2 separate regions of the Homo sapiens genome follow, and region 1 is linked to region 2. The links are chromatin loops, found by intact Hi-C in ENCODE. Cell type or tissue: heart right ventricle. All regions are shown on one strand. Region 1 overlaps BAIAP2L1 (BAR/IMD domain containing adaptor protein 2 like 1). Region 2 overlaps BAIAP2L1 (BAR/IMD domain containing adaptor protein 2 like 1).

Region 1 (4,000 bases), 65 kb after region 2:
CCATGCCCATGGCTGAGCTGTAATAGCAAAGTACTGGCAATGATCTATGTCCAACCACAGGGGCTGATCAATAAATTATGATGAAAAATGGAGTCCTGTGCAGTCATCAAAATGATAGAGCACAGAAAACTGACATGGGGATATGTACGGAAAAGTATCAGAAAAAGCGACAGCAATAGTTAGTGTTATCTCTGGTTTGCAGGATTCTGGGCACACTTATTTACACTTCTTGTTCTTTTTGAGACAGATTCTTGCTGCCACCCAGGCTGGAGTACAGTGGTGCAGTCTCAGCTCACTGCAACCTCCGCCTCCCAGGTTCAGGCAATTCTCCTGCCTCAGCATCCCGAGTAGCTGGAATTACAGGCACCCGCCACCACGCCCAGCTGATTTTTATTTATATATATAGATATATATATGTAATTTTTGTAATTTTTGTGTATATATATACATACACACATATATATACATATATACGTGTACATATATGTACACATATATGTATACACACACATATATACATATATACGTGTACATATATGTACACATATATGTATATATACACACATATGTGTACATATATATGTACACATATATGTATATATATACATATATGTGTGTGTTTATATATATATGTAATTTTTGTATTTTTGGTAGAGATGGGGTTTCGCCATGTTGGCTAGGCTGGTCTCAAACTCCTGACCTCAGGTGATCCATCCTCCTCGGCCTCCCACAGTGCTGGGATTACAGGTGTGAGCCACTGCACCCGGCCATGAAAGGGTTTTATTACATAAGGGATGTTGAAAGCACAGATGAACCCTATTTAAACTGGAGCTCGGAGTGGGGTGCAAAGTTATGGTTAACTGCATTTTCTTGTTAATTAAATATTAATGAAAATACCTTCCTTTTCTTTTTATGTAACTTTTCTATTTATTTATTTTTTTTTGAGACGGAGTCTCCCTCTGTCGCCCAGGCTGGAGTGCAGTGGCATGATCTCAGCTCACTGCAAGCTCCGCCTCCTGGGTTCACGCCATTCTCCCGCCTCAGCCTCCCGAGTAGCTGGGACTACAGCCTCCCGCCACCGCGCCTGGATAATTTTTTGTATTTTTAGTAGAGACGGGGTTTCACTGTGGTCTTGATCTCCTGACTTCGCAATCCGCCCGCCTCGGCCTCCCAAAGTGCTGGGATTACAGACGTGAGCCACCGCGCCTGGTTTATGTAACTTTTCTTGAAAATGTACCTACTTTGGACCAGGCGCAGTGAGGGGCTCATGCCTGTAATCCCAGCACTTTGGGAGGCCGAGGCGGGCGGATCACCTGAAGTCGGGAGTTCGAGACCAGCCTGAACAACATGGTGAAACCCCATCTCTACTAAAAATATAAAAATTAGGCCAGGCGCGGTGGCTCACGCCTGTAATCCCAGCACTTTGGGAGGCCAAGGTAGGCAGGCAGATCATGAGGTCAGGAGATGGAGACCATCCTGGCTAACACGGTGAAAACCCATCTCTACTAAAAATACAAAAAATTAGCCGGGCGTGGTGGCAGGCGCCTGTAGTCCCAGCTACTCGGGAGGCTGAGACAGGAGAATGGCATGAACCCAGGAGGCGGAGCTTGCAGTGAGCAGAGATCTCGCCACTGCACTCCAGCCTGGGCGACAGGGAGACTCCGTCTCAAAAACAAACAAACAAACAAAAAAACCCACACATAAAACAAACAAAAAATCCCTTTCATGCATGCAGTTATGATAGTTTTAGAGTCTAATGAACTTCAGTTTATGTCTTCCTCTAGTGACTACCACAACTGTATGGCCTCTCAGACCAGAATTTCCTAGGTCTTGGTTTGTCTTCTGACATGAAGGATTTCCCACAGGGCTCCCTGCCAAGGTTACATACACCCTACAGAGAAACGGCAGATCATCAGCAGGCCTGGAACAAACGATTTTGTTTGTGTTTACTTTAAAATTTTTTTGCACATACCCACAGGAATGGCAAAAATTAAAAGGATGGGAAATAGCAGCAGCTGGCAAGGATGAAGAGCAACTGGAACTCTCATACTCTGCTGGTGGAATGGCAACTGGTGCGTCACTGTGGAAAATCAATCAGCAGTTTCTCCTAAAGCAAAATATTTGAATGTCTAATACTCAGCCAGTCTGCTCCTGTGTCTCTATCCAAGAGAAATGAGGGCCTATGGCCATCAGACGTGAGCCAGAACATTCATAAAGCACGACTCATAATATCTTGGAATAGTCTGAACATAATCCCAGCTGGGCACAGTGGCTCACGCCTGCAATCCCAGCACTTTGGGAAGCCGAGGCAGGCGGATCACCTGAGGTCGGGAGTTCGAGACCAGCCTGGCCAACATGGTGAAACCCTGTCTCCACTAAAAATACAAAAATTAGCCAGCGTGGTGGCAGGTACCTGTAACCCCAGCTACTCGGGAGGCTGAGACAGGAGAATCGCTTGAACCCGGGAGGCAAGGGTTGTAATGAGCCGAGATCACACCACTGCACTTGAGCCTGGGTGACAGAGCAAGACTCCGTCTCAAAAAAACAAAACAAAACAAAACCAAAGAAAGAAAGAAAATAATCCCAGCCAGGTGTGGTGGCTCATGCCTGTAAGCCCAGAACTTTGGGAGGCCGAGGTGGGTGGATCACGAGGTCAGGAGTTCGAGACCAGCCTGACCAACATGGTGAAACCCGATCTCTACTAAAAAATACAAAAATTAGCTGGGCATGGTGGCATAAGCCTGTAATCCCAACTACTCAGGAGTCTGAGGGAGGAGAATCGCTTGAACCTGGGAGGTGGAGGTTGCAGTGAGCCAAGACTGAGCCACTGCACCCCAGCCTGGGCGACAGAGCAAGACTGTCTCAAAAAAAAAAAAAAAAAGTTAGGAGAGGGGCTACCCTTGGAGGGGTGCAGCGACTGGGAGGTGGCACGAGGGGGACTTCAGGGAGTGGCCATGGTTTGCTCCTTGATCTGGGTGGTGGTTACACAGGTGTGTTCAGTTTGTGACAATTTAGTGAGCTATGTATACTTAAGCACAACTTTATGTATATTGCTATTCAATAAAAAGTTTTAAAAACAAATTTTAAAATATATTTGCATGTGTCAGCAGATAAGTTAAACTAAATTTTATGCAGCTTTTATAACTTATTTTTAAGCTGGAATATTGAGTTGGAATTATTACAGCTTTGAATACAGGCCTGTAATCCCAGCACTTTGGGAAGCCGAGGCAGGCAGATTACTTGAGCTCAGGAGTGCGTGACCAGCCTGGGCAACACAGTGAGACACCATCTCTACCAAAAATAAAAAATTAGCCGGGCATGGCGGTGCATGTGGTCCCAGCTACATGCCTGTAGCTTTTGATTTACATTTGTGACACTATTTCAGTTTTGGGTATTAATTCTTGTCTTGCACAGACCTCCAAGGGAAACCTAATGTGCATGGAATTAAAACAAATTGGATTTTTATTTTCTTCAACATTCCACACAGTTTTTAGTCAAAAAATAATCATTTTTTCTTGAGATGGGGTCTCACTCTGTTGCCCAGGCCAGAGTACAGTGGCACCATTTCAGTACTGCAACCTCTGCCTCCTGGCCTCAAGTGATCCTCCCACCTCAGCCTACTGAGGAGCTGGGACCCCAGGCACGTACCACCACACCCGGCTAATTTTTGTATCTTTGTAGAGGTAGGGTCTCACTACATTACCCAGGCTGGCCTCGAACTCCTGGGCTCAAGCAATCCACCTATCTTGACCCCCCAAAGTGCTGGGATTACAGGCATGAGCCACCGCTCCTAGCCTCATTTTATTAAGAGAGTTTGTTCAAAACATGCCAATGATGATGAATTAACAGAATGACAGAAAATTCCAGTGACACCTTAGATCGCCACATTATGAAAATGTATTCGGTTTGTGCATCTTTGGTCACTGGAAACTAAATTACCATACAAACAAAGGCATGGTAAGTGGGATGTGGCAGCCGGTCACTAAGAGACTCTAGGACT
Region 2 (4,000 bases):
ATTTCTTTTTAGAGAGGAATAAATTGATTTCATCCACCTCCGGCGGTTAATCCAGTGTGGTTGAGGGAGGTAAGGGGGAAATGGAGAAGTGTGTTAACAGGATAAATATTATTAACGCTTTGCTTAACAGTAAAATCTCTGGCAACCTCAATTTTAGAAAATGAGAGACATGGCTGAAGACTTGGAGGTGAAAAGCCAAAAAGAGCTGCAAGCAGAAACCCGAACATTGTTTTTTTTTTTGGAGAATGGGTTCCCTTTTAGACACAGCACAAATACACCTTCATTTTATATATAAGTCTAGAATGGATTGCTCAAAAGACATTGATTTTTTTCATACTAAAAAGTCAGAAGCGACTGCTGACCTCTGAGTAATAGAATACAAGATCTTTAGGAAGAAGAGCTCATGAGGAAGATGGGAAGGCTGGCTGAGGAGGCCGGAGAAGGGCCAGGCACCACGAAAGGGAAAAGACTGGACGCAGCTTCAGAAGGCAGAAGGTTCTGGATCAGCCTCTATAGAGAACTCAAGGACACGAAGACGGGGCAAAGGTCACAGCATCCGCAGGAAGATGCAATGACATCAGACAGGCCTCTTAGTACCTGTGCATCCCCGGGAAGTTCCCTAACCTCTTTCTGCAGTATCTCTTGGAGCTGTGGTATTCTCATCTGTGTAGAGTGCCTGCTCCACAGGCTTCGGTGGGTACTGTGCTTTCCAGTGTTCTGGAGAGAAACACTGGCTGCTGAGGTGCCCCAGTCCAGACACGTGGAGCAGATGGGTTCAATAATGCACTGGCTTATACCTGGAGTCCCAGCTACTTGGGAGGCTGAGGTGGGAAGACTGCTTGAGCCCAGAAGTTGGAGACCAGCCTGGCAACATAGCAAGATCCCATCTCAAAAAAAAAAAAAAAAAAAAATTCATGATACACACCAACAAAAATGTGCCCACACACTCCTCAACAGGCCATTTTCTAGGCGAGTACTTGTTTTCTGGAAATAAAATCCACACATGTGATTGTTCAGCCTGTAGTCACCATTTTTTGGTGCACTTTACACATATCCATCTATACACTCAGCTCGACACTTCTGTCATAGCCTTTCTTTCCCCAGTCCCGGAGTCCTCAAAGGAAAAACTGTCAATCTCCTGTTATCTAAGGGAACATACCTGTAGAGTATACTTTATTTTCCTCTATCTTTTAAAACCTTAAACAGAATACTGAGAACCTCAGTCTGAAGTGCTGACATTTCTCCTATAGTTTAAGTTGCATCCATCAGGATTGATCCATCAGAGAACACACACATCTGGTCACCGTTGATGCAAAAACAATCGCAAAGGCACTTCCGGTTTCCACTCCAGCACGTCTAAGAGCTTAGAGGTCGTCACTCCCTTATAATAAGAAAAAGCTAAACAAATGGAAACAAGCTAAAATAAGAAACAGTAATTCTGAGACGCATGACAGGACTAAGCTCACAGGGTGAAGATGTACCCTGAAAACCAGACGGACAGGCTGACGCAGAGACTCACAGTTCACAGGGAGCAGAGACCAATGCTGGGGCCATTCCTGGCAGAAACTCTTACACCGCAGTGGAAGAACTGCTGGGGGCTTGGCATGGAGGAGTCTGAGAGTTGCAAACTTCAGGGGGTCAGTCTTTGCGGGCGGTCCCCACACTTTCATGAGTTTTACGTCTAGGAGTCCCACCACATTCTCAAGGGGAGGTTGGATAAGCTTCCCCTGAGGCTTCTGGTAGAGGGGGTGGGAGGTAAACATTCTGAAATATGCCCAGAGCTTTGTTCTGTTCCAGTTATGTTCTCTGTACGGAAGGCCGGGCCTCAAGGGAATCTGCTGTAATAAAGCCTTATCTGACCAGGGAAAGGGCGACTTGCTAACTCCAGCCCCCTCCAGTCTTCCTGTCTCAAGTAAAGGGATTTAAAAAAAAAAAGACTCAGAAACTCTTCCAAAAGGCATCCCAGGAACTCTGGCCTATCACCCCACACCCATCCAAACACAGGGATTTAAACATAAGAGGAAGATTCTTCCCCTCCCCAGTACTTGGCCACCAAGTTATCCATCAACAGGGCTCCGGGATAATATCTGTGGATTACAGCACAGAGCCGTAAGTAAGACACAGGCTTCATTTAGAAGAATTTTCTTGGGAAAACCAAAGACAACAGCAGCGAGAAAAAACAAGGACATCAGAGGAAAACCAAAGCCTCTGACTCCGTTACAAATACAGCTTCCTCTATCGTTAAATCCATGCTAACTCCTAGCCAGATAAACATAAATCCTCACACTAAAGGCTCATCTACCTCAGTTCCTATTATCTGACACGTCATGTTCAGCTTCTAAAAGCAGCAAACATTACAGGCATGCTAAGAAAAAAAACCAGATTCAGATGTGGTAGAGAATCTGGAATTATCAGACAGAGAACTAACCACCACCATGACTAATATGCTGAGGGTTCTACTGGGAAAAAGTGGGCAACGTGCAAGAAGAGATGGGTAATGGAAGCAGAGAGATGATGTGTTAGTCCGTTTTGTGTTGCTTATAAAGAACACCCGAGACTGGGTAATTCATTAATAAAGGAGGTTTAGGCCAGGCGTGGTGGCTCACACCTGTAATGCCAGCACTTTGGGAGACCGAGGCGGGCGGATCATCTGAGGTCAGGAGTTCTAGACCAGCTGGACCAACATGATGAAACCCTGTCTCTACTAAAAACACAAAATTAGCCGGGCGTGGTGGCGCACGCCTGTAATCCCAGCTACTCGGGAGGCTGAGGCAAAAGAATCGCTTGAACCCTGTAGGCGGAGGTTGCAGTGAGCCGAGATCACACCATTGCATTCCAGCCTGGGTGACAGAGCAAAACTGTTTCAAAAAAATAATAATAAAAATAAAAAATAAAGGAGGTTTATTTGGCTCTGGGTTCTGCGTGGTACCAGCATCTGCTTGGCTTCTGGCGAGCCCTCAGGAAACTTCTACTCATAGCAGAAGGCAACGTGGGCACAGGCATGTCACATGGTGTGAGAGGGAGCAAGGGAGTGGGAGGGGTGCCCTCTCTGTTAAGCAAGCAGATCTTATGTGGACTAATAGAGTGAGAACTCACTTATTACTGCAAGGAGGGCACCAAGCCTTTCACGAGGAATCTGCCCCCATGACACAAATACCTCCCACTAGGCCCCCACCTCCAATAGTGGGGGTCACATTTCAACATAAAATTGGGAGGGGGCTGATATCCAAACTATATCAAATAGAAACTCAAAGATTCAAAAAGAAATACTAGAAATCAAAAACACTGAAATGAAGAAACAAAGAATGCCTTTGATAAGTTCACCAGCAGACTGGACACGACCAAGGGAAGAATGAATGAGCTTGAAGATACGTCAACATAAACTTCCGAAACTGAAATGCAAGGAGAATAAAGAACAAAAAATGAAACAGAATATCCAAGAACTGCGGGAAAATTACAAAAGGTATAAATAGCCACAATGGAAATACCAGGAGAAAAAGAGAGAAGGGAACAAAAACAATAAAAACTGATGTAATAATATGAGAATCTTCCAAAGTTACTGGCAGACACCAAACCACAGACCCAAAAAGCTCAGAGAACACAGGACAGGATAAATACTAGAAAATCTGCACCTTGGTATACATATTCAAACTGTAGACTAGCAAAAAGAAAAATCTTTTTTTTTTTTTTTTTTTGGAGACAGACTTTCACTCTTGTCGTCCAGGCTGGAGTGCAATGGCGTGATCTCGGCTCACCGTGACCTCCGCCTCCCGAGTTCAAGCGATTCTCCTGCCTCAGCCTCCCGAGTAGCTGGGATTACAGGCATGCACCACCACACCCAGCTAATTTCGTATTTTTAGTAGAGATGGGGTTTCACCATGTTGGCCAGACTGTGTTTCGAAATCCTGACCTCAGGTGATCCACCTGCCTCAGCTTCCCAAAGTGCTGGGATTACAGGTGTGAGTCACCATGCCTAGCCAAGAAAAATCTTAAAAGCCAG

The links. Hi-C counts contacts between places; a loop is a spot of excess contacts. Peaks named below come from ENCODE experiments on the same cell type or tissue, not always from the same donor. Only the 100,000 strongest peaks of a DNase experiment are listed, where the experiment ranks them.
Region 1: a loop joins it to region 2, with 2.6 times the contacts of the local background. A loop is called at or near these places in 5 of 110 quality-filtered maps.

The regions. Positions count from the first base shown.
Region 1 is chr7:98,392,573-98,396,572 of GRCh38, forward strand. All of the region lies in intron 1 of BAIAP2L1 (BAR/IMD domain containing adaptor protein 2 like 1), which reads right to left. Among named protein-coding and RNA genes, the nearest start is that of BAIAP2L1, 6.5 kb to the right of the region's middle. In heart right ventricle, no CTCF peak of the experiment used is centred here; no DNase peak of the experiment used is centred here.
Region 2 is chr7:98,327,790-98,331,789 of GRCh38, forward strand. The region is part of intron 3 of BAIAP2L1 (BAR/IMD domain containing adaptor protein 2 like 1); the gene reads right to left. Among named protein-coding and RNA genes, the nearest start is that of BRI3, 48 kb to the left of the region's middle. In heart right ventricle, no CTCF peak of the experiment used is centred here; a DNase peak (open chromatin) is centred at 1,822; H3K4me3 peaks cover 1,003 bases; H3K27ac peaks cover 2,123 bases.